Regions from separate parts of the Homo sapiens genome. Here region 1 is linked to region 2. The links are chromatin loops, found by intact Hi-C in ENCODE. Cell type or tissue: ascending aorta. All regions are shown on one strand. Links, peaks and the distances in the headings refer to the core of each region. The heading gives the core; the rest is flanking DNA.

Region 1 (16,234 bases), core at 2,973-10,972, 74 kb before region 2:
ATGCTGAGGCTTCAACCCAGACCAATGGAATACAGACTTCTAGGACTGCACTTCAGACATCAGCATTTCTCAAGCTTCCACGCTGATTCCAGTGTGCAGCCAAGATTGCAAACCACTGCCCTAAAACGATGATCCTCAAAATGTGGTCCGCAGACCCGTGGCTCCGGCATCAATAGGGTACTTGTTAGAGGTGTAGATTCTAGACACCAGCCCAGACCTGCCGAGTCATTCTGATTCTACATTTTACTGAGATCTTTGGTGATGCTATCACATTGAATGCACATTGGAATCATTTGGGGAGCATTTTTTTAAAATCTTTTCTATTTTTATTGTTTTTTTTTTCACAGGACAAAGACATTTGAGGGAGCTTTTAAGTTATTTAAATTTTTTTAAGTTTTTTTTTCATAAGACAAAAAGACATTTGCGGAAACTTTTTCTCTTTTTTTTAATGAAAATCTCGGTGCCTGGGTCCCACCTCCAGAAATTCTGATATTATGGATTTGGGGTGTGGTCTGGGCAACAGTATTTCTCAGATCTCCACAAGTGCAGTCAGGGTGGAGAAGGGCCCAGAAATTCTATCAGTGTTTTCCATGGTCCTGCAGCCTCAAAATAGAGAGGAGAGGAAGGCTTAGGACTTCACAAACCTGGAATCTTTTAGCTAAATAGTAAGTTTAGAAAAGTTATTGAGAGTTTTAAATACATGAATGGAACCTGTGTCCTCTGCAGCACATCATTCCTGGTATTGAAGTTCCTGAGGAGGCAAAGCAGCCAGAACATTTATGCTGAAATGTATTCCACTACCTGTTTACCATGTGTAATCCCATCTCTTAGCCTTGTGTGCCTAAGTGTGTGCATTTGTACAATGGGCACAGCAATGCCCAGTTGAAAGGATCAATAAAGGAAGCTGTTGCCTGGGCTCAGTGGCTCATACCTGCAGTCTCACCTATTTGGGAGACTGAGGTGGGAGGACTGCTTGAGCCCAGAAGTTCGAACCTGCAATGAGCTATGATTTGCCACTGCCCTCCAGCCTGGGTGACAGAGCCAGACCCAGTTTCTAAAAGAAAAAAATAAATAAAAAAGGAAGCTGTGGTGCAGGCAGGCAGCCGCTAAAACGGCCCCAGGCATCTTGCTCCTGGTGTTCATATCCTTGTATAATTTCTTACCTTTATGTGTAGGCTGGACGTGGTGACATGGCTTCTAACAAATAGAACATGGCCAAAGTGATGGATGTCACTTCTGAGATTAGGTTGTTAAAAGACTGCAGCTTCTCTCTCTCTCTCTCTCTCTCTCTCTCTAGTGGGAAAAGCAAGCCTCCATGTTGTGAGTAGTCATATGGAGAGGCCCACGTGTCAAGGAACTGATGTCTGCAGCCAACAGCAAGGTCCTGACTCATGTGAGTGAGCTTGGAAGCAGATCCTCCCTGGGTTAAACACTGAGGATGAATGCAGCCTGCGAGAGACCCTGAGTCCTTTATGATCTAACCTCAAGAGCCACACAGCCATATTCTATTTCCTGGAGCAGTTATAAGACACACAGTTTCAAGAGGAGGGTGTAATAGTCCGTTCTCACGCTGCTATAAAGAATTACCTGAGACTGGGTAATTTACAAAGAAAAGAGGTTTAACTGACTCATAGTTCCACAGGCTCTATGGGAAGCATGGCTGGGGAGGCCTCAGGAAACTTACAATCATGGCAGAAGGCAAAGGGGAAGCAGGAACGTCTTACCGTGGTGGAGCAGGAGAGAAGGAGAAGAGAGAAGTGCTACACACTTTTAAACAACCAGATCTCGTGAGAACTCACATACTATCACTAGAACAGCAAGGAGGAAATCCACCCCCATGATCCAATCATCTTGCATCAGGCCCTTCCCCCAACACTGGAGATTACAATTCAACATGAGATTTGGGTGGGGACACAGAGCCACACCATATCAGAGGGGAGATAGGCTCTACCTTTCAGGGGACGGGTGTTAGTCACATTGTCACAGTATAGGAGGATAGGAGATAGATCTATAACCCTTTACATGAGAGATTGGTGATTATATACAGACACACTTTGTTTTATTGTGCTTCTTAGATTTTGCATTGTGCTTTGCAGATATTGTGGTTTGTTTTGTTTTTTAAAAATTGAAGGTCTGTGGCAACCCTACATTGAACAAGACTATAGGCACCATTTTTCCAACAGCATGTGCTCACTTCATGTCTTCATGTCACATTTTGGTAATTCTCACAATATTTCAAACTTTGTCATTATTACTATATCTGTTTTGGTGATCTGTGATCAGTGATCTTCGATATTACTATTGTAACTGTTTTGGGGCACCATTTACTGCACTCATATAAGACAGTGAAATTAATTGATAAGTGTTGTGTGTGTTCTGATTGCTCTACCAACTGGCCATTCCCCCATCTCTCTCCCTCTCAGGCCTCTCTACTCCTGGAGATACAACAATATAAAAATTAGGCCAATTAATAACCCACAATGGCCTCTAAGTATTTAAATGAAAGGAAAAGTCTCACATCTTTCAATTTAAATCAAAAGCTAATTGCATGAAGGAAAAGGATTTATTATTAATAATAATATAACATAATATAATACTATGTAATAATAATATAGTAATAATAAATCAAAAGCTAGAAATGATGAAGCTTAGTGAGGAAGGCATGTTGAAAGCTGAGACAGGCCAAAAGCCAGGCCTCTTGTATCAAACAGTTAAAAAGTGTGAATGCAAAGGAAAAGTTCTTGAAGGAAATTAAAAGTGCTGCTTGAGTGAACATATAAATGTTAAGAAAGCGAAATAGCTTTTCTGCTAATATGGAGAATGTTTGAGTGGTCTGGATAGAAGATCAAACCAGCCACAACATTCGTTTAAACCAAAGCCTAATCCAGAGCAAGGCCCTAACTTGTTTCAATTCTGTGAAGGCTGAAGAGAGGAAAAGGCTGAAGAGAGGTGAGGAAGCTGCAGCAAAGTTGGAAGCCAGCAGAAGTTGGTTCATGAGGTTTAAGGAAAGAAGGCATCTCTGTAACATAAAGGTGAAGCAGCAAGTGCTGATGTAGAAGCTGCAGCAAGTTACTGAGAAGATCCAGCCAAGAGAACTGATGAAGGTGGCTACACTAAACAATAGATTTTCAATGTAGATGAAACAGCCTTCTCTTGGAAGAAGATGCCATCTAGGACTTTTCTAATTAGAGAGGAAAAGTAGATATCTGGTTTCAAAGCTTCAAAAGAATGGCTGACTCTCTTAGACGCTAATGCAACTGATGACTTTAAGTTGAAGCCAATGCCCATTTGCCATTCTGAAAATCCTAGGGCCCTTTAGAATTATGCTAAATCTACTCTGCCAGTGCTCTGTAAATGGAACAACAAAGCCTGGATGGCACATCTATTTACAGCATGGTTTACTGAATATTTTAAGCCCACTGTTGAGACCTACTGCTCAGAAAAAAAGATTCCTTTCAAAATATTACTGCTCATTGACAATGCATCTGGTCACCCAAGAGCTCTGATGGAGATGTATAAGGAGATGAATGTTTTCGTGCCTGCTAATACAATATATGTTCTGCAGTCCATGGATCAAGGAGCGATTTTGACTTTCGAGTCTTATTATTTAGGAAATACATTTTGTAAGGCTGTAGATGCCATAAACAGTGATTCCTTTGAAGGATCTGGGCAAAATAAATTGAAAACATTCTGGAAATGATTCACTATTCTAGATGCCATTAAGAATACTCATGATTCCTGGGAGAATGTCAAAATATCAATATTAACTGGGGTTTGGAAGAAGTTGATTCCAACCTTCATGGATGTCTTGAAGGGGTTCAAAACATCAGTGGAAGAAGTAACTGCAGATGGGGTGGAAACAGCAAGAGAACTGGAATTAGAAGTGGAGCCTGAAGATGTGCCTGAATTGCTGCAATCTCATGATCAAACTTGAACAGATAAGGAGTTGCTTCTTATGAATGAGCAAAGGAAGTAGTTTCTTGAGATGGAACACACTCCTGGTAAAGATGCTGTGAACATTGTTGAAATGTCAGCATAGGATTTAGATTAATATATGAACCTAGTTGATAAAGCAGCAGCAGGGTTTGAGAGAACTGACTTCAATTGTGAACAAAGTTCTACTGTGGGTAAAATGCTATCAAACGGCATTGGATGCTACAGAGAAATCTTTCATGAAAGGACAAACCGATCAATGCAGCAAACTTCATTGTTGTCTTACTGTATGAAATTACCACAGCCACTCCAGCCTTCAGCAGCCATGACGCTGATCAGTCAGCAGCCATCTGCATGGAGGAAAGACCCTTCACCAGCAAAAAGTTTATGACTCGCTGAAGGTTCAGATGATTGTTAGCATTTTTTTTTTTTTTGAGAGGGAGTCTCGCTCTGTTGCCCAGGTTCAGTCTCAGCTCACTGCAAGTGTAGTGGTTCAATCTCAGCTCACTGCAACCTCTGCCTCCTGGGTTCAAGCGATTTTTGTGCTTCAGCCTCCCAAGTAGCTGGGATTACAGGTGCATGCCACCATGCCCTGCTAATTTTTGTATTTTTGGTAAAGATGTGCTTTTGCCATGTTGGCCAGGCTGGTCTTGAACTCCTGACTTCAGGTGATCCATCCACCTCGGCCTCCCAAAGTGCTGGGATTACAGGTGTGACCCACCATGCTCAGCCTGATCATTAGCATTTCTTAGCAATAAAGAATTTTAAAGTTAAGATTCCCCCTTGAACCAGGCTGAGAAAATAAATAAATAATTAAATTAAGGTACATACTTTTTTTAGACATAATGCCATTACACACTTAATAGACTACAGTATATTATAAGCATAACTTTTGTTTTTTTTCTTTTTTTTTGAGACGGAGTCCCGCTCTGTTGCCCAGGCTGGAGTGCAGTGGCACGATCTCAGCTCACTGCAAGCTCCACCTCCCGGGTTCACACCATTCTCCGGCCTCAGCCTCCCAAGTAGCTGGGACTACAGGTGCCCACCATCATGCCTGGCTAATTTTTTTTTGTATTTTTAGTAGAGACGGGGTTTCACCATATTAGCCAGGATGGTCTCGATCTCCTGACCTTGTGATCCGCCTGCCTCGGCCTCCCAAAGTGCTGGGATTACAGGCGTGAGCCACTGTGCCTGGCCTTATAAGCACAACTTTTATATGCACTGGGAAACCGAAAAATTTGTGTGAGTCAGTTTATTGTGATAGTCACTTTATTGGTGTGGTCTGGAACCAAACCCACAATATCTCTGAGGTATGCCTGTTTAGAAATAGATATCAATACAGATGTCTATACTCATATATTTCACAGCATGGCTCATAAATCCCCCTGAACAAGCTCTTAGATTTTATTTTATTTTATTTTATTTTATTTTATAGAGACAGGGTCTTATTGTCACCCAGGCCAGAGTGCAGTGGCACAATTATAGCTCGCTACAGCCTCAATCTCCTGGGCTCAGCCTACTGTCTCAGCCTTCCCAGTAGCTGGAACTATAGGCATGCATCACCACACCTGGCTAACTTTTCATTTTTTGCAGAGACAGGGTCTCACTATATTACCCAGGCCATTCTTCAGATTTAAATCGAGGCTATATGTGAGATGGGATAGCTTGTGCAGAGCAGACACCTCCCACCAGCCCCTAACAGCTCTGACCAGGGCCTTCTGTGTAATGTTTAATTAGTTACCCATCTTTGCAAAATGTGATCTGTTACAAAGTATTTGCTGCTCCTATTATAATCACTAGCATTTGTAGCAGTAATAGTGCAGCAGCATCTCCACCATTTCGGCCTGGGGATGGGTGGGGAACAGTGTTCCTGGCATGGGGCTTTGGAGCAAGACAGACCTGGGTTGGGATCCTAGAACCATCTTTCATGCAGGTTCAACTTAGAAACACCACCTCCTCTCTCAGTCCTAGTTTCCTCCTTTGTAAAATGGAGATTAGAATACCTACCAGGCAAGGTTGTGAAACGCATGCAGAGAATCTATGAAGCAGATATCTAGCTCATGTCCAGGATACAAAAAAAATGGCAGGGTCATTTAGAAAATGCACTTTCTTAGGCTGAGCTGAAAGGAGTGCTTGGGCCAAAGGCCCCCCCTGACTTCTTCCCCAACCTGGAAAAGTCCAGGCTCACCCAACTGCTGCCACTCTAGGACAGGGATAAGTGTGAACTTAAAGGGTTAAGGAGATCTGGCTTCAGAAGCAAAGTGCTGAGGGGAAAGCAGGAGGTGGGCTGGGAAGGGGCCCTGGGCACTATTAGCATGCAGCTGGTAAATGCTGCCCACCGATCCAGGCTCAGCTGTTCCTCCTCGCAGAGCCAAAGGAGAAGGATGAAAAAACGGTGGTCAGAGCTGTTGGTGGAAGGGGTCTTTCTGTGGGAGCTGTTCCATCTCACACACAGCCCTGATTTAAATCTGAGAAGGAGCCCCTGGAGGCAGTTTTGTGAGCCCTGCAATGCTAATTAACTCCACTGTTATATTTCAACATGAGAGTCCCTCTAGGATTGGAGCACTTCTTTCTCCTGGAAGAATTTTAAATTTTGCACCAGTGTATAAAAGTCTCTGCCAATACTGTGGGCAGAGGGGCCTGAAAGTAGAATCTGCAGAATTTTCTGGGTGAGGGTTCAGGTGGAAAGACTGGTCTCTCACAAGTGAGAAGTTGACAACACACCATAACCATAATTGTCTTTCGATTTTTCATTTTATTTAAACCACTCTCTAGCTTACTAAGTTATGTTTTAATGGTTAGAGCTTTTAAAAGGGAAAAAAAGTAGGGAGGGGAACCCCCAAACCAATGAACTAAACCTTGAGAGAATGGAAGCCACGTGAAGGGACTGGTGAGTTCATGATAAATTCCCTGCAAAAGCAATTCCAGAAAATTTAAGTTCCCTCTGCCAAATGCCTGAACTGTCAGGGAGCCAAGAGAAAAAGGAGGGACCAGATGAGACATCTCAGCAGGGGGCCCGTCCCTGCCAACCAACAGAACCAACTCCCCCAACTTGATCTGATCCCAGAGAGGATCGGGTGATTCAAAAGTCAGGAAGACAATTGTTCAGGGCCTTCTGGATTACTCATAACTCATGCCCTGACTCACCAAGTTGGACTCATTCCAGGCAGAGAGGGAGTGAGAGGCTCAGGGTGAGTGCACAGAACTGGCCGCCTCACCACTGGCAAACCAAGATCCCAATCTACGTGACAGGGACTGTGGACTCTGGATTCTTGTCCATGGGGTGAAAGATAACTGCAGTTTATGAAGATGGTCATAACCCCCCAACACCCAAGACTGAGTTGAGAGGCAGGCTCAGGTATTCCAATAACTGATTGGCATCCTAAAGGGGGCAGAGCTTCGCGGTCCCTGGCTGGGACAGTGGGAATTTTATTGTGGGTAGGGAGTAAGAGCAGCCTGGTTATTTCAGCGTCTAAGGGTTACACCGAGAGTTCCTTTAGACATGCTCAGTCCAGCTGCCATATGGTAGGTGCCAGTCACAAGTACTACTGAGCACTTGAAATGTGGCTGGGCCGAATTGGGAGGTATAAAATACTCACCAGACTTCAAAGACTGAGTATGAAAAAACAATGTAAACTATCTCATAATTATTTATATTGAACACGTTGAAATGGTAGATTTTTAAATATATACTGGGTTAAATAAAATTTTTAAAAATAATTTCGGGCTGGGCACGGTGGCTCATGCCTGTAATCCCAGCACTTTGGGAGGCTGATGTGGGTGAATCACGAGGTCAAGAGATCGAAACCATCCTGGCCAACATGATGAAACCCTGTCTCTACTACAAATACAAAAATTAGCCGGGTGTGGTGGTGTGCACTTGTAATCCCAGCTACTCAGGAGGCTGAGGCAGGAGAATCGCTTGAACCTGGAAGGCAGAGGTTGCAGTGAGCCGAGATCGTGCCAACTGCGCTCCAGCCTGATGACAGAGTGAGACTCCATCTCAAAAAAAAAAAAAAAATCATTTTTCTTAACGTGGTCACTAGGAAAGTTAAAATCACATATGTGACTCACATTTTATGGCTCACATTTGATTTCATTGGCCTGACTGCTTTAGACACATTAAGGGTCATCTCTTCTAAGGCAAAGTGATTAAGAACAAAGGCTGAGGCTGGGCATAGTGGTTCACACCTGTAATCCCAGCACTTTGGGAGGCCAAAGCGGAAGGATCACTTGAACTCAGGAGTTTGAGACAAGCCTGGCAACAAAATGAGACCCCATCTCTACAAAAAATAAAAAAAAATGGCTGGGCATGGTGGTGCACACCTGTAGTCCCAGCTACTTGGGAGGCTGAGGTGGGAGGATCGCTTGAGCACAGGAGATCAAGGCTGAGATGGCACCACTGCACTCCAGCTTGGGAGACAGAGAGAGAGTCTCAAAACAAAACAACAAAACAACAACAACAACAACAACAACAACAACACAGCCTGTGGATCTTGACCATTTAGGTTGAAATTTTGGATCTACCATCAGTTGGTTGTAAGATTTGTTCAAGTTTTCATGTCTTAGTTTCCCTATGTGTAAAATGGGGTTAATATTAGTACATAAATAGGTGAAGCTTAAGTGAGAAGATATACCCCAAAGCACTACAACTGTCTTTGGCACATAGCGAGCATTTAATACATAGTTGCTTTCCTTAGTATCTAGTCTGAAAAGTTTCTCATAAGATGGGGTGGAATGGGAGGTATGGAGGCGTGAGATTGTAGCTCTTGATATCTACCTTTGATCCACTGGTCCTACCATATTAACTTGTGAAAAGAAGCTCCTTCTCCACATGGATTTCATTTGTGAATTTGGAGACTGAAGGTCAGAGAGGCTCTCTGGCTTTCTTAGTAAGGCAAAATAAGTCAGCCAGCTCAGAATGGGACACTTGGGGTTCTGCCCTGAAACTGGAGGGTGCAGGGAGAAGATATCTCACTTGGTGTTAGAAGACCTGGGCCTAAATCCTGCTGTTTGACTCTCATGAGTCTCCTTACTTGTACATAAGACTCCCTGAGAAGGCTTCCAAGTCTGTACGTCATTTAGAGAAGCCCCAAGGTTTTGATGAGCACCTACTATGTGTCAGGCACTATAGGAAGAGTAGGATACCATGAGGGGCTTCCAGTCCAAGAGGGAAAAGTCGAAACAATTCTTTATAAATGTTCACATTTTTTAAAGTATACAAAGGATGTGAAAGAAAAATATAGGAAGCTGGGTAGGGTCACACCAGGGGATCCTAACTAAACTACGGGAATCAATCAGGGCTTTTCTAGGGTATGATTATTAACCTGAGACCCCGGCTAAATAAAGAAGGGGAACATATCACAGGCAAAGGGACTAGAAAGAACAAAGCCCCTAAGGCTCCAGAGACTGATGGAATATCTGGGCAGCCAGGGTACATGAAGGGAAGAGGCATGTGATGGTTAATTTTGTGTGTCACCTTGGCTAGGCTATGTGCCCAGCTGTTTGGTCAGACACTAGTCTGGATGTTGCTGTGAAGGTATTTTGTAGATGTGATTAACATTAAAATCAGTAGAATTTGAGTCAAGCCAGTTCCTCTCCATAACGTGGGTGGGACTCACTAAATCAACTGAAAGCCTTAAAAAAAAACTGAGGTTTCTCCAAAAGCGAATTCTGCCTCAAGACTGTAACATAGAAATCCTGCCTGAGTTTCCAGTCGCTGCCTGCCCTGTGGGTTTCGGACTCAAGACTGCAACATCAACACTTACCTAAACTGCTGCTCTACAGATTTTGGATTTGGATTTGTCAGTCCCCACAATCACATGAGCCAATTCCTTCATCTCTCTCTCTCTCTCTCTGTCTCTCTCTCTCTCTCTCTATATATATATATACACATATACACACACACGTATATGTGTATGTATGTGTATATATCCATATATCTATATAGATATATAGAAATATACATATAGTTACATAGAGATCACTTGAGCCCAGGAGTTTGAGACCAACCTGGGCAACATGGTAAGACTCCATCTCTACACAAAATTTAAAAATTAGCTGGACATAGTGGTACATGCCTGTAGTCCCAGCTGCTTGTGGGGGCTGAGGTGGGAGGATTGCTTGAGCCTGGAAGGTCTTGAACTCCTGGGCTCAAGCCATCCACCTGCCTCAGCCTGTCAAATTGCTGGGGTTACAGGCATGAGCCACCACACCCAACCTCACTCCTTGTCCTAAAGCCAGCTCAAATGCCAGTCCTCTAACATTTGAAACTGTTCTCTCAGAGCAGAGGTTCTTGAAGTGTGGTTCCCAGCCACCACCACCAGCAGCAGCAGCAACAGCAGCACCTGGGAACTGGCTGGAAACACAAACTCTCAGACCCTGCTCACGACTTTCTGAATCAATTGCTCTGGGGTTGGGGCCCACTCATTTAGGTTATTTATTTATTTATTTATTTTTATTTTTTTGAGACAGAGTTTCACTCTTGTTTCCCAGGCTGGAGTGTAGTGGTGCCATTTCAGCTCACTGCAGCCTCCGCCTCCCTGGTTCAAGCGATTCACCTGCCTCAGCCTCCTAAGTAGCTGGGATTACAGGTGCCCACCTGGCTAATTTTTGTATTTTTAGTAGAGACGGGGTTTCACCATGTTGGCCAGGCTGGTCTCGAACTCCTGACCTCAGGTGATCCTCCTGCCTCGGCCTCCCAAAGTGCTGGGATTACAGGCATGAGCCACTGCACCTGGCCTATTTAAAAAATTTTTTTGAGACAAAGTCTAGCCCTGTTTCTCAGGCTGGAGTGCAGTGGCGTGACCATAGCTCACTGCAGTCTCAACCTACTGGGCTCAAACAATCCTCCCACTTCAGCCTCCCAAGTAGCTGGGACTACAGGTGTGCACCACCATGTCCAGCTAATTTTTGTATTTTTTGTAGCGAAGGGGTTTTGCCATATTGCTCACGCTGGTCTTGAACTCCTGGGCTCAAGTGATCCTCCTGCCTCAGCCTCCCAAAATGCTGGGATTACAGTTGTGAGCCACTGTGCCCAGCCCATTTGGGTTTAAATACGCCCTCCAGGTGATTCTGGTGTACCTGAAGTCTAAAAACCCCTTTAAAGCATTCATCACAGTGTTTTGGGACTGTGTGTCTGTTTTCAGCCTAAGAATCAGATATTTTTCAGGACAAGAACTGTGCCTTACTTTATCTTTTTAATTAAAGTGCCTGGAACAGTACCCAATACTTGGTTGACCTCCAGTCAAGGTTTATGGTTGAAAAAAAGCAATTTGAAGTTGGATGTTGTATTAGTAAGGGTTCTCTAGAGGGAAAGAACTAATAGGATAGATGTATATAGGAAAGGGAGTTTATTAAGGAGAACTGACTCACACAGTCACCAGGTGAAGTCCCACGGCAGGCCGTCTGCAAGCTGAGGAGCAAGGAAGCCAGTAGTGGTTCAGTCTGAGTCCCCAACCCTCAAAGTTGACAGGGGAAGTTGACAGGGGCTCTCGGGCCTTCAGTGGTGTAAGTCCACTGGTGTAAGTCCAAGAGTCCAAAAGCCGAAGAACTTGGAGTCTGATGTTCCAGGGCAGGAAGCATCCAGCATAGGAGAAGGATGAAAGCTGGAAGACTCAGCCAGTCAGCTCCTTCCACTTTCTTCTGCCAGCTTTTTCCAGCCAAGCTGGGGCCGATTGGATGATGCCCGCCCACACTGTGGGTGGGTCTTCCTGAGGGTGGGTCTTCTCCTAGCCCACCAACTCAAAAGTTAATCTCTTCTGGCAACACCCAGATACACCCACAAACAACACTTTTCATCCTTCAATCCAATCAAGTTGACACTTAATATTAACCATCCCAGAAGTCATGATGAGTTCCTTTTCATTTTCCTGTCCTTGAGATCAAATCTAGTTCTCAGAGACTATACAATTAAACACGGAAGAAATAAAACAGAAAATGTCATCAACTCTCAGATAGTAGGGAGGGGTGGGAAAAGGAGAGTCACAGAAAGCTCCTAATCATAGTTTTTATTTTATTTTATTAATTAATTAATTAATTAATTTGAGACGGAGTTTCTCTCTGTCATCCAGGCTGGAGTGCAGTGGTGAGATCTTGGGTCACTGAAACCTCTGCCTCCCAGGTTCAAGCGATTCTCCTGCCTCAGCCTCCCAAGGAGCTGGAACTATAGGTATGCAGCCACTACATCCAGCTAATTTTTGTATTTTTAGTAGAGACGAGGTTTCACCATGTTGGCTAGGCAGGCCTCAAACTCCTGACATCAAGTGATCCACCTGCTTTGGCCTCCCAAGTGCTGGGATTACAGGCATGAGCCACTGTGCGTGGCCCTAATCATAGTTTTTAAAAATCATTAAAATGTAGCACCAAAATAATCTTAACATAGTGTGTATTAGTTTCTAGGGCTGCTATACGGAAGTACCACAAGGCAGGTGACTTTAAACAACATTACCTTATTCTGTCACAGCTCTGGAGGCTGGAAGTCCAAAATCAATGTCAGCAGGGCCATGCTGTCTCCGTGACGGCTCTTGGGCAGAATCTGTCCCATGTCCTTCTTTCAGTTTCTGGAATTGCTGGCAATCCTTGGTGTTCCATGACTTGTATCCGTGTCACTCCAATCTCTGCTTCTGTTGTCATATGGTATTCTCTCTGAGTGCCTATCTATGTCTCCTTTGCTTATCAGCTCACCAGTCATATTGGGTTTAGGGTCCACCATACTGAGCATCTTAACTTGCTTACATCTGTAATGACCCTATTTCCCAATAAGATCACATTCATAGGTACTAGCTTAGGAGTTGAACATATCTTTTTTGGGGGAACACAATTTATCTCACAACATGTATATGAAATTTTTAGGTAAAATTATATCCTATGTTTAGGGACACATTTACTATTCTCCAGAAGTCATTCGGAACTGTAAAAACAATAAAAATATTATCATTTAGGGACTTAAAACATTGATGATATCTGAAATATCTACTTCTGATAAAATTACCAATATTAATGTCTGCTTTAGCTGAACCTCAATATGTACGGAAACAACACCTTCATGACGTTAGTCAGTCACTGAGCAAATTGTCCTCACTTCCCAATTGTCAGCTTAGAAGCGATTCGATGCAGCACCAGGTCTGGGCTTGGCTAACTGGCCCCGAGACTCCTTCTCTGTGAGCCCCTCGGCCTCGGTTTGAAATGACTCAACAGTTGAAAGGTATCTCAAAGTTTCTGATATGGTTTGGATTTGTGTCCCTGCCCAAATCTTCTGTCGAACTGTAATACCCAGTGTTGAAGGTGGGGCCTGGTGGGAGGTAATTGGATTTTGGGAGTAGATCTTTCACGAATTGCTTAGAACCATCCCTTTGGTGCTGTTCTCGTGATGGAGTTCTCATGAGATCTGGCTGTTTAAAAGTGTGTGGCACCTGCCCCTCCTGTGCTGACCACGTGAAGTGCCTCACTTCCCCTTCGCCTTCTGCCATGACTGTGAGTTTCCTGAGGCCTCCCCAGAAGCTGAGCAGATGCCAGCATCATGCTTCCTGTACAGCCTGTGGAATGGTTGAGCCAATTACAGCTCTTACTCAGTCTCAGGTATTTCTTTATAGCAATGTGAGAACAGTCTAATACAGCTTCCTTCCCTTTTGAGAGCAAGGAAGGAAAGCCTTACCCTTTCCTCCTGGCTGGTACATACACTGCACTCCCAGGGATCCCTCATGGCCTCAAAGACAGTCAGCTGACAACGAGATTGTCAACATATTTAAAAAAATTTACTATCAGTCCATTTGAATAATTTTACCAAGGAATAAACTTAACAGTTTTCCTTTTCCATGTCACAAACCAAGTTTGTTTGGTTTTGGTTGACACTCATTAAGGTAAATACTTTCTGTATTATCTCATTTAATCCTCACAACAACTCTGAAGTGGGTATTGGTATTAGCTTCAATTTATGCACAGGAAACTGAGACATCGAGAAGCAATTTGCCATAGGTCACTCAGCCAGTGAGTGGTAGAGCCAGAATTTGAACACAGGCCCACAGGATTCTTGATTCTTGACCTAACCATTTGACTTTTCTGCCCTTTTCTCTAGTCCCAAGGGGAACAAAAGATTTTGGTTTGGTCCTGTTTGTAAATAAACAACTCACATTGATTTTAAAGCTTCCTAGGATCCATAAAACCAAATGCTGTATATCAACCAACTCATAATCTGTGTATTACATAACATATAGTTCTATACTGGTTATCTGTAAGTTTGATATATTAATTATTGATTACTGGCAAAATCATGCATAAAGGGTGTGGACGTTAAAAAAAATTATGTATTTGAGGCCAGGCGTGGTGGCTTACACCTGTAATCCCAGCACTTTGGGAGGCCGAGGTGGGTGGATCACTTGAGGCCAGGAGTTCGAGACCAGCCTGGCCAACATGATGAAACCCTGTCTCTACTAAAAATACAAAAATTAGCCAGGTATGGTGGCACATACCTGTAGTCCCAGCTACTCGGGAGGCTGAGGCAGGAGAATTGTTTGAACCCAGGAGGCAGAGGTTGCAGTGAGCCTAGATAGTGCCACTGCACTCCAGCCTGGGCAACAGAGTAAGACTCCATCTCAAAAGAAACAAACAACAACAAAAAACAAACAAAAAGCATGTCTTTGGTCTCTGCCCCTGGCTCCTGGCAAAGAGCTCCTAAATCGCTTGAAATTTCCCAGGTAAGAGGAGCATCTTTTGCTCTAATGAGGTGACTCTGGATGTACTCCTGGACGGGGGCTGGTCATGGGCAAGACCAGGCCACGATTAGAAGCTTCAAACTTTCAGTGCCCCACGCCCCATCCCCCAGGAAGGTGAGCAGGGCTGGGGATTGTATTGATAATTGATCATGCCTACATGATGAAGCCCCCATAAAAATGTCTAAAAGACAGGGTTCAGAGCTTCTGTGTTGGTGAACACATTCATGTGCCAGAACGGTGGTGCTGCACCCCAACTCCACGGAGACAGAAGCTCCTGTGCTTGGAACCCTTCCAGAACTCATGCTATTTATCCCGTCACCTGGCTATTCATTTGTATCATTTGTAATATCCTGTATAATAATCCAGTAAACATGTTTTCCTGAGATCTGCAAGTTGTTTTTAGCAAATGATTGAAACTTAGGGGTTGTAGGAACCTCCGATTTACAGCTGGATGTTGACAACCTGGACTTGCAATTGGCATCTGCAGTGAGGGCAGTCTGTGGGACTGAGTCCTTCATTTGTAGGATCTAATGCTAACTCCAAATAGATAGTGTCAGAAGTGAAGTGTTCTGGAAGTATTGTGTTGTGAGTGTACATATAGAACCCTGTATAAGGGTTATCTGAAAAGCTCCAAGTTCTAGAACCCTTACCAGAATCAGAACTGCCTTTGAAAGCCATGACAGCCATCTGTGGAAAATAAAGTGTTCCAGAATATAAATGAGGGGTGAGGGCCTCCCTATAAACACCAGAAAAGTTCCCAATCCAGAGGAGCAGTTACATTTCACAGCTGCAGTTGAGTTCCCAGCCAAGTGGTACAGGTCTCCATGGCCTTCGCGAGCCCAATCATGTTTTCACAGGGCTCTGGATGGAGATTACCTTCAAAACTTAAGCTGTGTACTTTTCCTTGCCAATTACATTAAAAATCAAACCAAAGACTAATCAGCTTCTTCCCTCAACAAAACACATTTAATATCTCATTAGCTTTGGAAAGTTTCACAGCAAATTGGTGTAAATGGACACTCTGGAAAGAGCATATTGTCTTTCTGTCTAAATAGCTACTGACACTCTTTGCTCTTTTTTTTTTTTTTTTTTTTGACAGTGCACTCTGCATAGCAGCTTTATAAAAAGAGGGCACATAGCAGTCTTCACTTTCTTTTCTGCATCTCACGGCAGAGATAGACAAATAAGCCTGTCAGTCCACTGCATTTCCTTCCACTGCACTCCTGTCTTCAAACGATACTGTGGAAATTAACTTGAAATATTATGAAGGCCCTTTTTTCTCCCTTTAATTCCAGGTAAAGGAATTATGGCTCCTTGTACTTATTCATTCCAGACCTGTGGCTCCATTCCACAGTTGTTAGGTGAACAGTAATTGCTCAGCAATAACTCTTGTATACACAGCCATCACAAAATAAAATCTAGAGTGAGGAGATCTCAATTTCAGAGATTCCTTCAAATCTAGGAGCCCCTATCCAGCAGTACACCTCAAAAAAATGTATTAAAAGTCAGATTCGGCCACGCACGGTGGCTCACGCCTGTAATCCCAGCACTTTGGGAGGCCCGGGCAAGCGGATCACTTGAGGTCAGGA
Region 2 (16,234 bases), core at 3,456-11,455:
GCTCTGACCTAACTCTAGTTCTCACCAGCTGAATGGAGTGTGCTGGGTCACCCAGGGAAGCCACAGCTGTCACCACATGGGGCTGGTGGAGCCTAGTCAGGGTTGTGTTTGGGATGGGAGCAAAAAAAGAGGTACCCAAGAAGACAGTCATCTTTGGGATCTAGCAGTCATTGACCATACATTATTCATTCATACCCATCATTCAGTCATTATGCATGTTTGTAACACACACAGAAGGAAATCTTGCTGCTGAAATGAAGGATCTAGAAATAAATTGCACTGGCAATGCAGGGGAAATCCCAACATCCCTGGGGCCTTCCAGGACCAGCTTCTTTTTATTATTATTATTATTCTTATACTTTAAGTTCTGGGATATGTGTGCAGAACGTGCAGGTTTGTTACATAGGTATACACATGCCATGGTCTTGGTTTGCTGCACCCATCAACCCATCATCTACCTTGGGTATTTCTCCTAATGCTTTCCCTCCCCCAGACCCCCTACCCTCTGACAGGCCCTGGTATGTGATGTTCCCCTCTCTGTGTCCATGTGTTCTCATTATTCAACTCCCACTTATGAGTGAGAAAATGTGGTGTTTGGTTTTCTGTTCTTCTGTTAGTTTGCTGAGAACGACGGTGTCCAGTTTCATCTATGTCCCTGCAAAGGACATGAACTTATCCTTTTTTATGGCTGCATAGTATTCCATGGTGTATATGTGCCACATTTTCTTTATCCAGTCTACCCAGTCTATGATTGATGGGCATTTGGGTTGGTTTGCTATTGTATAGTATTCCATGGTGTATATGTGCCACATTTTCTTTATCCAGTCTGTCCAGTCTATCATTGATGGGCATTTGGGTTGGTTTGCTATTGTGAACAGTGCCACAATGAACATATATGTGCACGTGTCCTTACAGTAGAATGATTTATAATCCTCTGGGTATATACCCAGTAATGGAATTGCTGGGTCAAATGGTATTTCTGATTCTAGATCCTTGAGGAATAGCCACACTGTCTTCCTCAATGGTTGAGCTAGTTTACAGTCCCACCAACAGTGTAAAAGCATTCCTGTTTCTCCACATCCTCTCCAGCATCTGTTGTTTCCTGACTTTTTAATGATCACCATTCTAACTGGCATGAGACGGTATCTCATTGTGATTTTGATTTGCATTTCTCCGATGACCAGCGATGATGACCCTTTTTTCATATGTTTGTTGGCTGCATAAATGTCTTCTTTTGAGAAGCATCTGTTCATATCCTTTGCCCACTTTTTGATGGGGTTTTTTCTTGTAAATTTGTTTCAGTTCTTTGTAGATTCTGGATATTAGCCCTTTGTCAGATGGATAGATGGCAAAATTTTTCTCCCATTCTGTAGGTTGCCTGTTCACTCTGATGATAGTTTCTTTTGCTGTGCAGAAGCTCTTTAGTTTAATTAGATCCCATTTGTCAATTTTGGCTTTTGTTGGCATTGCTTTTGGTGTTTCAGTCATGAAGTCTTTGCCCATGCCTATGTCCTGAATGGTATTGCCTAGGTTTTCTTCTAGGGTTTTTATGGTTTAAGTCTTTAATCCATCTTGAGTTAATTTTTGTGTAAGGTATAAGGAAGGGGTCCAGTTTCAGTTTTCTGCATATGGCTAGCCAGTTTTCACAACACTATTTATTATATAGGGAATCCTTTCCCCATTGCTTGTTTTTGTCAGGTTTGTCAAAGATCAGATGGTTATAGATGTGTGGTGTTATTTCTGAGGCCTCTGTTCTGTTCCATTGATCTATATATCTGTTTTGGTAACAGTACTGTGCTGTTTTGGTTACTGTATCCTCGTAGTGTAGTTTGAAGTCAGGTAGCGTGATGCCTCCAGCTTTGTTCTTTTTGCTTAGGGTTGTCTTGGCTATGTGGGCTCTTTTTTGGTTGCATATGAAATTTAAAGTAGTTTTTTCTAATTCTGTGAAGAAAGTTAATAGTAGCTTGATGGGGATAGACACATTCTATAAATCTATAAATTACTTTGGGCAATGCAGCCATTTTCATGATATTGATTCTTCCTATCCATGAGCATGGAATGTTTTTCCATTTGTTTGTGTCCTCTCTTGTTTCTTTGAGCAGTGGTTTGTAGTTCTCCTTGAAGAGGCCAGAACCAGCTTCTTTGAACCAGCTTCCTGAAAAACAGGAAGTTCTCAAGGCCGACTTCCTGGAGATGGAAGCTGAGACTACAGATTGTAAAAGCCTTGGCCTCAGGGGACCATCTCCAGGTTCTGCAAGGGGCTTCTTCAAACCTCTGTGTGTGGAGTCATTTTGTGCTGAGGAGCAGCTCCTTCCTGGCCCTGCACCTTCAAGCTCTCCCTGGGATGCTACAACATAAGGGGCACACGTTCTAGACACATGTTTATTTTTATTTCTCTTTGGCATCCTGTCTTCATCCCCTCAGAAGGTCTGTCTTGAGTTCCTATAACACTGTGACTCGCTCAAGCCAGACTCTGCCAAAACCAAGATACCCACTTACCTGAGTGGAAGAGGTGTTACTGAAACACCATGGGTTCCATCTGGGTCCCATCACTCACCACATAGAGAGCCAATCACTGAGAAAACGAGTATCACCAGGGAAGAAGGCTTTTTATTCAGGTGACGTTATCCTGGAGAATGGGAGATAAGTCTCAAATCCATCTCCTCAATGGACTAAAATTGGGGGTTTATGTAGCTGAGAAGGGATGGAATTGTGTGTGGGAAAACAGGAACTAGGGAAGGGTAAGGAAAATGAATAAAGCGACTGGTGTCTTACTGGCCGGATGCAGTGATCTGGTGAATTTTAGTCCTTTGCCTAAGGGTCAGTTTCCTGAAGAAGGAACCCAGATGAGACAAATAAGTTTCAAGTTTTAAGATGGGGGTGTCAATGTCTATGTTTATTCAAGAAAATCATAAAGGTCAGGCATGATGCCTCGCACCTGTAATCCCAGCACTTTGGGAGGCTGAGGCAGGTGGATTGCTTGAGGTCGGGAATTTGAGGCCAGCCTGGGCAACATGGTGAAACCTCATCTCTACAAAAAATACAAAAATTAGCCAAGTGTGGTGGTGCATGCCACCACATGTGTGGTCCTAGCTACTCAAGAGGCTAAGGTCAGAGGATCACCTGAGCCTGGGGAGGTTGAGGCTGCAGGGAGCTGTGATCGCACTTCAGCCTGGGCAACAGTGAGAACCTGTCTTAAAAAACAAAAAATATAATTTACAAATTTAATTCCCACGCATATCATATTTGACTTGTATAGGAAAATAAAGATCCTGTTGCATCTTGAACATGATCTAGAAAAAATGTTTATACTGGTAGGAGGATCACTTGAGCCCAGGAAGTTGAGGCTGCAGTGAGCCGTGATCACTCCACTGAACCCTAGCCTAGGCAACAGGTTCATTAAAAACAAAAAACAGGCCAGGCACAGTGGCTCATGCCTGTAATTCCAGCACTTTGGGAGGCTGAGGCAGGTGGATCACATGAGGCCAGGAGTTTGAGACCAGTTAGGCCAACATGATGAAATCCTGCCTCTACTAAGAACACAAAAATTAGCCAGGTGTGGTGGCGGGTGCCTGTAATCCCAGCTACTTGGGTGGCTGAGGCATGAGAATTGCTTGAACCCAGGAGGTGGAGGTTGCAGTGAGCTGAGATTGCACCACTGTACTCCAGCCTGGGCGACAGAGCGAGACCCAGTCTCAAAAACAAAACAAGACAAAAAACAAACAAAGAAAAACCCAATAAGTATCAGTTATATGGGACGATAGGGCTGGATTCAGAGGGGAGCCCAGTTTTCAACTCTTCTTTGAAATTCCTGCTTCCTCAAAAGGCCACTGAGCTCTGAAAGATTTGGGACTAAAGACCTATCTCAGGAATCTTCCCCTGAGCTAAAGGCCACTTGAGTTGGGGCCATTACTTACCTTGGTTGGACGGGGGTAGCAATGCTTGATGCACATGGGAGAGTCTTAACATGCGTCTTACGGAGGAGATGGACACTGGTGCAGGGTTGGCACTCTGGTGCTGCATATGTTGCCAAGAGCCTGTCTGCTCCTACCGGGCCAGGTAGCATGAGTGATGCCCCCACAGCTCCTCCCTGTGGACTTAGGAAGGTGCCCCTACTCTTGCACAAAGCCACTTAGGGCAAATCTGCAGAGCATATTTTGCATGTCGAAGCATAGGTCTATTTGGATTATCCTTCTTCTATTTTCTCCTGACAGCTTCCTTTCCAAGAAATCAAGAAAGAAAACAAAAGCTAGCCAGGGGTGGTGGCTCATGCCTGTGATCCCAGCACTTTGGGAGGCCGAGGCAGGTGGATCATGAGGTCAGGAGTTCGAGACCAGCCTGACCAACATAGTGAACCCCCCATCTCTACTAAAAATACAAAAAATTAGCTGGGCGTGGTGGTGGGCACCTGTAATCCCAGCTTCACATGAGGCTGAGGCAGGAGAATCGCTTGAACCTGGGAGGTGGAGGTTGCAGCGAGCCGATATCGTGCCACTGCACACCAGTCCAGGCAACAGTGCAAGACTTCATCTCAAAAAAAAAAAAAAAAAAAAATTAGTCAGGTTTGGTGGGGGGGTGCCTGTAATCCCAGCTACTTGGGAGGCTGAGGCAAGAGAATCACTTGAACCTAGGAGGCAGAGGTTTCAGTGAGCCAAGATTGTGTCACTGTACCCCAGCCTGAGTGACAGACTGAGACTCCAACTCAAAGAAAAAAAAAGAAGCTGAAAACATTTATTAAAAAAAAGGAAGAAGGAAATTGCAGAATATGCAACAATTAAGTAGTAGGCATTTGGTCTTCTGGGGAAAAATATTACAACCTATTTACAAACCTTTGTTGATGATCTGAGTGGTCACTCTCTTGATACCATGAGATACCACTTCACACTCACTAGGATGGCTACAATCAAAATCACAATGGTTGGCAAGGATATGGAGAAACTGGAAACTTCGTAAGTCATTGCTGGTGGAAATGTAAAATGGCGTAGCCACTATGGGAAACAGTTCGGAAGTTCCTCAGTTAAACATAGTTACCACAGGACCAGCAAGTCTACTCCTAGGGTATATACCTAAGAGAATTGAAAACGTATGTCCACACAAAACTTGTACATGAATATTCATAGTAGCATTATTCATATTAGCCCTAAAGTAGAAGCAACTCAAATGTCCATCAATTGATGAATGAATAAATAAAATGCGGCATATCCTACAATGGAATATTATTCAGCATAAAAAGGAATGAAGTATCAATACGTGCTACAACATGCATGGACCTTAAAAACATGCTAAGTGAAATAAACCAGACCTAAAAAATTATATGATTCCATCTGTATGAAATTTCCAGAATAGGCAAACGCATAGAGGCAGAAAATAGATTAGTGGTTGCCAGGGGCTGAGGCCAGAAGATGGGAAGTGAGAGCTAATGGGCATGGAGTTTCTTTTGGGGGTTATGAAATGCTCTGGGAGAAGATACTGATGATGGTTGTATGGCTTCATGTATGTACTAAAAACCATTGAAATGTACACTTCACTAAGGTGAATTTTATGGCATGTAAATTACATCTCAATTTTGAAAGCTTCTTCATTAAGAACACAAGAGCCTGCTCCTGTAGCACATATACTAAAATTGGAATGATACGGAGATTAGCATGGTCCCTGCACAAAGATGACACACAATTCGTGCAGCAGTCCATGTTCATAAAAAGAACGCATTTGCACTCCAACGTACACATCCCCTGATCATCTTTGATTCTATTAATTTTTTTCCCCTCTGGTAAAACCCCCAAGAGGAAAAATACTCCCCTTTTCTAAATTGCTCACTAGAGTGACTAGAATGGTGTCTAATAAATTCTTTTTTTATAATGAAAATGCAATAATTATTTTACATTTAGGGCATCTGTTGAAGAGGGGGATTGTTACACGATCATGTTCCTGTCTTAAAGAGGGATTTAAACAGTTCCTCTGATCTTTTAAATATTCAAAAAGATTATTTTTGAAACTGCTGTTTAAATGGAGAAAGTAGGATTTAAGAAGGTGCAGCTTCAAAGCTGGAATTCATAGAGCCATAGAGAGGTTATAAAGCAGTATCACATAATAAAATTAAAGTGTTCCTACCAATTATAAGGGCATTCTTTTGTGAGTAAAAGCATTTCTTACGGTGTTCAAACATATCTTAGTATACTAAAGAGAAACGGAAATATTCTACACATAGACTTTATTTTATGGGAATGATAGTGCCTTCTGGGTCTTACTTCACTGGGATTTTTAAAAATCAAGGAAATATATATGAACGTGTTTTGTTCCCTCTGAAGAAATGTGGCATATAAATCCAAAACCTTGTTAACTTAATTCAATAAAACTTTATGGAAATGATATAAAAGCACCTGGTGAATTCTAGTTTATGCTCTAATTACCTACACAAAACATTTTTCACTCACTCCATAAAAGGGTTATAGCCCATTTTTTTTTTTTATTTATGCGAGCTTGAAATGAAACTCACTTCCCAGTAAGGAGGTGATTCGCTGTCAAATCATGGGAGAAAGATTGTTTGACGAGGAAAGTTGATAGTCACATCCACGTGTTCCTACCCCGCCTCACCACACCACACTCTGGAGCAAACAACTCCTTTTTCTTTTTTTTATTCTAAACTGCGCTTGAGAAGTCTTATTTATACAATTTTACGCAAGCTAAGGGGAGCACATTGCGTTCTAGTCTTCTTTTCTTCTCCCCCTCTCTCTCCTTTTTCACAGAACCTAATTATTGGACACATGGCTCCTTTAAAACAATCAAGAACAGGAAGGCATGTCCTCTCTGCCGTTCCCTCTGGCTCTGAGGAAAGGCAGCCCGTTCAGGGTTCAGGGCCCGGGAATTTTTTCTGAGCAATAACCAGCTTGAAGTGGCCCTGCCAATGGAGTCCTCTGGGGCTGAGTTATCGGAAGCCCCAGAGATGCTCGTTCTCTGCAGGACATGGAAGTCTACCCTGACCAGAGGAGGGGTGAGACCTTTCGCTAGGGTCCTTTCACCTGCTCCACGTAGACCCCCCACCAGAAGTCTGCACCCCTCCCGCCCCCTTTTGCCTCGGCAGGAAGTTTCACACTCGCTTGTCTGGCCCTGAAACAAGCTTCCTCTTTCTCAGATGCAAGGCCACCTACTCGCTCTGGAATTCCTTCACAGACTAACCAGGCCCTTCTTGAGCAGGCCCCCAAAAGAAAAATGATTAATGTGGCTGATACGTATATTGCAGACTGTCCGTCAACAGAAGTGGAAAAAAAACACCTTTGGGGGCTGTCCCTAGGCTTAGGCACTACAGCGAGTTCCCAGCTTCAAAGGAGCTTTATCTAAAAGCCATTTTTCTCTGGAGCTGAGAGGAGCAGGGAGAGCGGGCAGCCGGCCAGCCACAGCTGGAGAGAGGACTCTAAAGGCCTGTTGAGCACCAGCTCCTTTGCTGGGTTGCCGGCTCTGGTTTTATTTTGGCCGTGTCAGATTCTGGCTTGAGTTTGTACTGATGTTGCCAGCTCATTCGTTATGCCCATAAAATAATAATGCCAGCAATAACAACAATGAATAATAATAACACAGCAGATCCCGTTTACTCAGCACTCACCATGTGCCCGATGCTGGGCTACATATTTAACCTAAATTTTCTCATTTAATCCTTACAAACTCCTAGAGGTTTAATGACCTCCCTAAACCCAAGTCAGCCATGAAATTCTGTCTGAATCCAAAGCCCATTGAGGACTCTGCTCTTCTATATATGGCCTGGGCTGTATTTTCAAATCCCCAGAGGACGGAACTTTTAAAAGGCTGTTACCCGCCCAGGCCCTGGAGGCTGGGAGGTCACCGAGGGGCTGTCATTTTTAGGAAGGTCCTATCCACAGAGAGATGGCCAAGCAATGTGCCCACCTCTTTAAGTTAAAGGCTAAGGGAAACGTCACACTCTCAAATATTAGAAGGAAAATTATAAAATTGGTGAATATCAGAGTAAAGCAAAATTTGCCTTTCATATAGTAGACACTCAAAATCATTCTATGAAGTAGAACCCTCTAATTTTTTTTCTCCTAGACTTACCTCTTTTGTGCTTAGTAGGCCCTTTTGATGTCTGTGTAGGGGAGGTATTGCCCAAGCTTATTTTCTTTGTGACAACTTGAGTTCTTGAGCCATAGATTTTTAGGCCATGTAAAATGTAGGTGGAAACACAATTTCTCCCTTAACTTCTTTTTCTCTATTATCCTGATATTTAAAACATTCGTTGATTAAGTTTTTTTTTTTTTTTTGAGATGAAGTCTTGCTCTGTCTCCCAGGCCGGAGTGCAGTGGCGCAATCTCGGCTCACTGCAACCTCCGCTTCCTGGGTTCAAGTGATTCTCCTGCCTCAGCCTCCCAAGTAGCTGGGATTACAGGCGTGTGCCACCAAGCCCGGCTACTTTTTTTGTATTTTTAGTAGAGATGGAGTTTCACCGTGGTAGCCAGGATGGTCTCTATCTCCTGACCTCGTGATCCACTTGCCTCAACCTCCCAAAGTGCTGGGATTACAGGCGTGAGCCACTGCGCCCAGCCGATTAAGCTATTTTTGAACATATCATAGTAATGTGAACCACAAATTAGCATATTTTTCCAGGGCTGGAACATTTATTGAGGTTTCAGAACCTAAACATTTCCCAAGAAAACCTGCACATTAGTATTAGCAGAGTCCATAAATTGTTTTTAGAAACAGGTACTAAATAAATCCTAAATATATAAAGAATAGAAACGAAAACAAGACAACCTATCAGAGTTTATTTTAAATGTAATCCAGATAGAAGATTTCCACTCGGGCATTTTAGCAGCACACTCTGGCTTCGAGGCCGAGTGCAGCCCTGCGGTCAGCCACAATCCCCTTGGCTCTGTTGCTTAGTCAAGGAGCAAAATCAATGGCCTGTCCTTTCCTCTTCCCCCATTCCAGCCCTGTCCCCCAAGTCTCTCCATGCAAAGAATCCTTTGTAGTTGTACCTAATTTTCCTTCAGGCCTTGTAACTCTTTATTTTATTTCTTTGGTGACACCTGTTTTACTCTAGTGGGGCGAGCAGGCACAGGTAATAATGTGGATAATTCAGACCAAGCTGCTGCATGGATTCTGGTAGAGGCACAGAACAGGGATGGTGCCTCAGCTGGCCTGTTGGCCCCCCAGGACAACCAGGGAGGCTTGTGCCCGTCCAGCTCTTGTGGGATAATCCCCAGCTCGAAACCGCCACATAGTCTTAAGACGGCTCCTGCAATCCACCTGGCCCAGAGCTCTTCACAACAGGGCTAAGTTACTTCCCACCCTTGCCACCCATATCCTCCACCTCCACCTGCTGTGCCCTCGGATGTGTCTCCAGGCCTTTGCTGAGCTCTCTCTTCTTCCTAAAAGCCCTTCCTTCCTGACGTGGCCAGAATCCTAAGCAGCTTTCCAGGCTGAAAGACAGCTTCCCTCACGGGCTTCCTCACTTCTCCGCAGCCATAATGAAACCTCTTCCGCTTCCCTTTCTCCCTTCCTCCTTCCCTTCTTCCTTAATATTTTATTACGGGAAACTTCAAACATATTCAAAAGTAGACAAAATAATGCAATGGAATTTTGTGTTCCTCTTGCCCAGGTTCAACAATACGAATGCATGCCCAGCGAGGTTTCACCTGTTCCCATTGGATCATTTTGAAGCAAATCCCAAATCTCATCATTTCATCCACAAGTGTTTCAGAATGTATTTCTAAGAATTCTTTAAAAAAAAAACTTAACACAATGCAATTATCATACCAAATACAACAATTCCTTAACATCATTACATTTCCCCAACTGTCTAAGAATTTTTTTTAATAGTTTGTTTAAATGAGAATCCAAGTAAGGTCTATGCGCGGCAAATGACGGATTGGTTTCTTAAGCTGCTTTGAATTTATGGCGCCCCACCTGCCTCTCCCTAATTTCACTGGTGAAGATCCAGGGTCCCTTGTCCTGCAGAGCCCCCAGAGTCTGGACTTTGCTGAGGGAGTCCTAGTGTTTCCCTTTGATGGTCCCTCTGCTTTGGCATCTGGAGCCCTTGGAGTCACTGGGGGGCCTCTGGGGACTTGCCTAGGAGGCAGGGTCCTTGAGGCGAGGTCCTTCCCCCCTGGGTCCCTCAGGAAATGTCCTTTGAAGTCTGTGGCAGGTGTAACTTAGGATCCTGAACCTCCAGAGTCCAGAAGTGTCCCTGCCTGGGGCCCGCACCTCAACTCCCACAAATTGGGGCAGAAACTCTTCAGCCTCTGCCAAGACAGACCCTTGTCAGGCCCCTGAGCTCCAGCCAGGAGCCGATTCCGTGTGGAATCTGAGCGAAAGTTAAGTGCCTGGACTACCCAGATTCTGGCCTTGCCTGGCCTTCTTCAGTGTAGCTGATGCCCAGGTTGCCACAGGGCAGGCGGAGTTCCAGATCCACCCCTCCTTCTTTAAGCCAAAGCCTGTGAGAGGAAATTGCCATTTCTGAGCATCTTAGACTTTCTCTCCTCCCCCTTTCCTTCTTACCTCTGTGTGGGTCTCCTTTCCATCTGCATTGCATTTACTTAAGTAAATACCCAATTTACATGCCACAGGAGTGACAAAAGGACTTAAAACAATTCAAGAGAACTGCCATGGTGCAAAATCCCATTTTTGAAAGTCAGAAGTCTGATACCACCTATCTATCCCTGTTTAACCACCCAATTCATTCCTGAAATTCTTGCTGTTAAGGACAAAGTCATTTAATGAAAGAAATTTTTCCCATTAATTTTAATGGAAAAAAATTATGAGGCATTGTCCTCCAAACCAAGATACTCAGATAATTTTCACAGGTAGGAAACTCTATCCATTGAACAATAAAAGTAAGTAATGCAAGTAATAAACAACAACACAAAGGTAGAGGAATCTAGTTTGTACATAAAGTGCAAGGTAATAAAGGTTTTTGGAACTCACCAAAGGAGCAAGAGTAGTTGAGGGAGGGCATCATTCTTTGGAAGGCTCATTCTTTCTTCATGTTTACTTCACCCATTTTTCAACCTTTGGGCTGACAACTATTTTGCCTGCAAATGATGCTTTAAGCTATATACAGATTAACATTGCTAGAGAAAAATAAAGGCTGAGCGCAAGAGTGCTTGGCAGTGTGGGAATAGCACAAATGTACAAGAAACTGAGAGCTATAGAAGGTGCTGGCTCCTTCTCTCTCTCGCCGGGTTCACATTTGCAAGGCACACTGAGTCTGTGCAAACAAGGTGCACAGGTGCACAGTTCAGGTCTGTTTCATATGATATTCTTTGGTGAGACACTGTTATGTCAACTAAATTCTGAGTGTGGTTTTGCCTGCCTTGGATGTCAAAATATCACTGCTTCTAGCATATTTATTTAGTGTGCTTTTTGGATAAAAGGATATTGTACTGAAAAAAAAGCCATTGTCCAAAATGTGTTTCCAGAGCCGTTATGTTGAAGAGTTAATGCCACAGTCATTATGTGAGGAAAACCTGTGTGCCTTGGTCTTTCCCTGAGCTTTTCTTCTGCTGCGAGTCCCGATTTCCTCTCAGGTAAATACATGCTTCAGGTAGACTAGTATAAAGGTCAGGTTCTCAGAAAGCCAAATAAGAACGGCCCCTTGATACTTATATTACCAACATCATACTTATCTGCTTCTTACTCCTAAGTTCATAGTTCTTCAAATCACTGATGCATGCAACAACATGGATGAGTTCCAAAAACAAGCAGAGTGAAAGAAGCCAGACAACAGAACACACTACATTTGTCTGAAATCTGGAGTAGGCAAGACAATCCAAGGAAACATAAACCAGAACGTGTTCCTTGTGGGTGGGAGTGGGGGACTGATAAGAAAGAAGAATAAAGGAATTTTCTGGGATGAATGAAATGTTCTTCACCTTGCTTTGGGTGGTGGTTACACAGGTATCTGTAACTGTCAAAATTCACCAATCTCAACATCTAAGACCTATGCATTTTACTGTAAGTTGGTGCAAAAGTAATTGCGGTTTTTGCCACTGAAAGGAATGGCAAAAAGTAAACTTTTGATGCCGTTAAAAGTAATGGCAAAACCCACAACTACTTTTGCATCGACCTAATTAATTTTAATAGTGAAAACCGCAATTACTTTTGCACCAATCTAATATGTGTAAGAAGTTTAAAATAAATTAAAAAAAAAAAGAATTCAAGAGTCTCTTAACATGGTTATTAAACGTGTGCCTGAATAAACTTTATAGGCTTTGAGGTGGGAAGGCTCAGGTGTGAATTCCAGTTTCATGACTCCCTGCTGGAGGATCTTGGGCAAGCTAATTGACTTTTCTTAGCCTCAGTTTTCTTTCTTTTTTCTTTTTCTTTCTTTTTTTTTTTTGAGACAGAGTCTTGCTCTGTCGCCCAGGCTGGAGTGCAGTGGCATGATCTCGGCTCACTGCACCCTCCACCTCCTGGGTTCAAGTGATTCTCCTGCCTCAAACTCCCAAGTAGCTGGGACTACAGGTACGTGCCACGCCTGGCTAATTTTTTGTATTTTTAGTAGAGACGGAGTTTCACCGTGTTAGCCAGGATGGTCTTGATCTCCTGACCTCGTGATTTGCCCGCCTCGGTCTCCCGAAGTGCTGGGATAACAGGCGTGAGCCACTGCGCCCGGCAGCCTCAGTTTTCTTATCAATAAACCAGTGGTGAAAACAGTAAGTAGCTCATAAGGGGCTGTGCACATTAAATAGGCTAATGCCCACAGAGCTCTTAATAAGTGACAAGTAAGTATCATGTTCCTCATCTCCCCTGAGTACTTTCAAGGGTACTCGTTGAAGTCCCCGCATCCACCTCCTGTTGTCACTATTCACACTCTCCCATGGCCTCCCCTCCAGTCTGTCCCATCTTTCTCAGACGCTGTCCCTGCCCCCTGATCCCCTGGCCTCAGTTCCATCAGCCCTGGCACAGAGTGCCCTTCTAGTCTCTTTATCTCCCCTCTTGCCAAACATCTTTGGTGCTTTCCCAGCGGGTTCCTCTGCCAGCAGGTTCTGTTGCCTGCCATCCAGCCTCCCGCAGAACTGTTGCATACAGAGCCTTCCTCCTGGTATCCAGGCTTCACCTGGTTTCCTTCCATTCACACTAACAGGGAATTCTCATGCCTCCAGCACACGCCTGGCCTTGTCCAGCCCTGCGTCTTTGTTCACAGTAGCCTTTTTACCTGAAATAGACTCTTCCATTGCTTTCATGTCTCAAAGACCCAGGAAGGCTTCCCTGACCCCAATCCAGCCTGCAGCAGCATCTCTTCCCCGTCTGCATGCTGTAGCTTTTTATGCAATTCAACACTACTTTGTTCAGCACATGTACATCTTTGTTTGGTAGTTGTTTTTGACAGTGTTATCTTCATATAGTAAAGTAAGTGTTCCAAGAATGAAAGGCTTTTATACACTTTTGTATTCCCCTCATTGTCATGTACCTAGGAAGTCCTCAGCAGATATTTGGTGAATGGCTCTTATTGTCTTTACAATTTCAAAGCCCTTACATGTTAGCAATCTTCACATCACAGCAACACTTCGCAGAGCTAAGGGCAGATATGCAGATATTGTCATCTGCTTGTGACCAACGAGGAAGCCAAGTGCAGGCAGCGGGGAGGGTGTACAGAGCCACACACCTAGCATGAACCCAGGCCAGGCTTTCTAACTTCCTAACTTCTCCGTATCACCCTGTAAGTCACGACATTGCCCTGGTGTCCAATGGTATTGCAGAGTGAGTAAGAGAGCACTGAGGTTAATAGCATCTAACAGTTACCACTGTCAAAAAAGACCATGTTACTTAGTCTGTTTGTGCTGCTTTAACAGAACACCATAGACTGGGTGACTTATAAGGAACAGAAATTTATTTCTCACAGTTCTGGTGGCTGGGAAGTCCAAAATCAAGACCCCAGGATTTGGTCTGGCAAGGCCCTTCTTGCTGTGTCCTCACATGGCAGAAGACAAAAGGGCCTTCATCCCATTAATAAGGGAGCCGCCCTCAGGGACTATTAATCTGTTAAAGGCCCCACCTCTTAATACTATCACATTGGCAACACCTATGTTTTCTTTTCTTTTCTTTTTTTTTTTTGACATGGAGTCTCGCCCTGTCACCCAGGCTGGAGTGCAGTGGTGCGATCTCGGCTCACTGCAAGCTCCGCCATTCTCCTGCCTCAGCCTCCTGACAGCTGGGATTACATGTGCCCGCCACCACACCTGGCTAATTTTTTATATTTTTTTTTAGTAGAGACAGGGTTTCACTGTGTTGGCCAGGATGGTCTCTATCTCCTGACCTCGTGATCCGCCCACCTCGGCCTCCCAAAGTGCTGGGATTACAGGCGTGAGCCACTGTGCCTGGCCGGCAATACCTAAATTTTTGAGGGGACACATTTAAACCACAGCGGTTATCAAATTGCACAGAGATTGATGGCAGTGGTTAGCTTACTTAAATGATTTTCTTTTCTTTCTGCTCCTTCCTGCACACTGATATTTAAATGATGTTAAAGAAGTGTTTAATTCTTGGTGCAGGGTCCTGGCAAAGTTAGGGATGAGGTAAAAAAGACTCTGAAGAACTCCAGCCTAAGCCTAACACCCTACTTATTGGAAAGGAGACTCCAAGAAAGCTTCCTTAGGTCGAGGTAGTGAGTCCAGCCCTGAAGGTGCACAGTCCTCCAATCAAATAAGCCCGGAGTGGAGCAGCATCCTGACAGACACTGAGTCACCTGCTTCCTCCAGCCAAGGACAGAAACACTCTCTCTAGTTGCTAAAGGTTGAGACAATGCTTGGTGGTTTGGAGATATTCGCAAACTTCTTCCCCAAGTTATTTCATCTGTGCATCTTTCTCTTGTTCCATTTTCCCAGGGCAACGCAAACCATCTACATTAACATATTCATTTTCTAGGGCTGCCATAAAAAAGGCCACAACCTAGGAGGCTTAAATATATTAAAACACATTGCCTCCCAGTTCTGGAAGCTAGAAGTCTGAGATCAAGGTGTCAACAGTGCCACATTCACTCGGTGGGTGCTAGGGATGGGTCTGTTGCAGGCCTCTCTCTGGCTCTGGGAGCTCCTAGGCTGTGGCAGCACAACTCCAGTCTTCACGTGGCGTTCTCCCTGTGTGCACATCTGTGTCCAATCTTCCCTTTTACAAGGACATCAGTCATAATTGATTAGGAGCCCTGCCCAGTAGGTACCTACTCCAGTGTGACCTGATCTTAACTAATGACATCTGCAAACAACCCTGTTTCCAAATAAGCTCACATACTGAGATACAAGGAGTCAGGACTCAACATATGGACTTCAGGGGATGCAACTTGACCCATAGCAGTCAATGTTTCTCAAACCTCAGTCATTTTTTAGACCACCTTTATAATTGTTCTCTTGAATAATATGAGACCTATACTATTAATTTGCCATTAGCTCTTTTTTTTTTTTACCTAATACCATAATACTGTATACCATGAACAGAAAACCAGTATCACATGGCATAAAGAAGTTGATGATAAACATAATACATAAAATACATTACAAACATAAATAATGTAATGTAATAAATATAAAAACATGACTATTAAAATAAGTGTTTTGGCCAGCCATGGTGGCTCACACCGGTAATCCCAGGACTTTGAGAGGCTGAGGTGGGTGGATTGCTTGAGCCCTGGAGTTTGTGACAAGCCTGGGCAACATGGCAAAACCTCGTCTCTGCAAAAAATACAAAGATTAGCCCGGGGTAGTGGTGCATGCATATAGCCCCAGCTACTTGGTCGGCTGAGGTAGGAGGATCACCTGAGCCTGGGATGTCGAGGCTACAGTGAGTACCACTGTACTCCAGCCTGGGCAACAGAGTGAGACCCTGTTTCAAAAAACAAAACAAAACAAAACAAAACATAAATAAATAAAATCACTGTTTGCCAATGTATTACTCCAAATCTTTTTCTTATCTCCTGTAGCTGAAAACTGCCTTTGGAAAATACATACTATATTTAATCTTGATGGGGTCTGAGGGGCATTTCTAGAAATTACATCAAAAGCCAAGAAGGCACTCTCAGCATGAGAATCTCAGGCCCTCATAGGGTGGAAACAGAGAAAGGCTGTGGTCCACTAGGGCTTGGGAGGGGAGGATGAGGTCTAATTACTCTACCGACACAGTACACAGATCAGAGGATCAGAGAGTGACCTTACAAATCACATTTCATAAAAGAAAAAGTGAGGCCCAGAGAGCTGAAGGCCAGACAGCACCAGGGCCCAGGCTGGAACCTGAT

What was found. A loop is a pair of places that touch in the nucleus more often than their neighbours do. Peaks named below come from ENCODE experiments on the same cell type or tissue, not always from the same donor. Only the 100,000 strongest peaks of a DNase experiment are listed, where the experiment ranks them.
Region 1: a loop joins it to region 2, with 2.7 times the contacts of the local background. A loop is called at or near these places in 2 of 110 quality-filtered maps.

The regions. Positions count from the first base shown.
Region 1 is chr3:23,676,798-23,693,031 of GRCh38, reverse strand. It overlaps LOC124909353 (a long non-coding RNA gene), which reads right to left. Exons shown (of 2, transcript XR_007095844.1): 2 at 11,269-12,844. Among named protein-coding and RNA genes, the nearest start is that of UBE2E1, 120 kb to the left of the region's middle. In ascending aorta, for the core only: no CTCF peak of the experiment used is centred there; a DNase peak (open chromatin) is centred at 7,081; H3K27ac peaks cover 942 bases.
Region 2 is chr3:23,603,123-23,619,356 of GRCh38, reverse strand. It overlaps the pseudogene RNU6-922P. Among named protein-coding and RNA genes, the nearest start is that of UBE2E1, 190 kb to the left of the region's middle. RefSeq lists enhancers at 9,540-10,135, 10,136-10,732. In ascending aorta, for the core only: no CTCF peak of the experiment used is centred there; DNase peaks (open chromatin) are centred at 6,986 and 7,416; H3K4me3 peaks cover 1,575 bases; H3K27ac peaks cover 1,645 bases.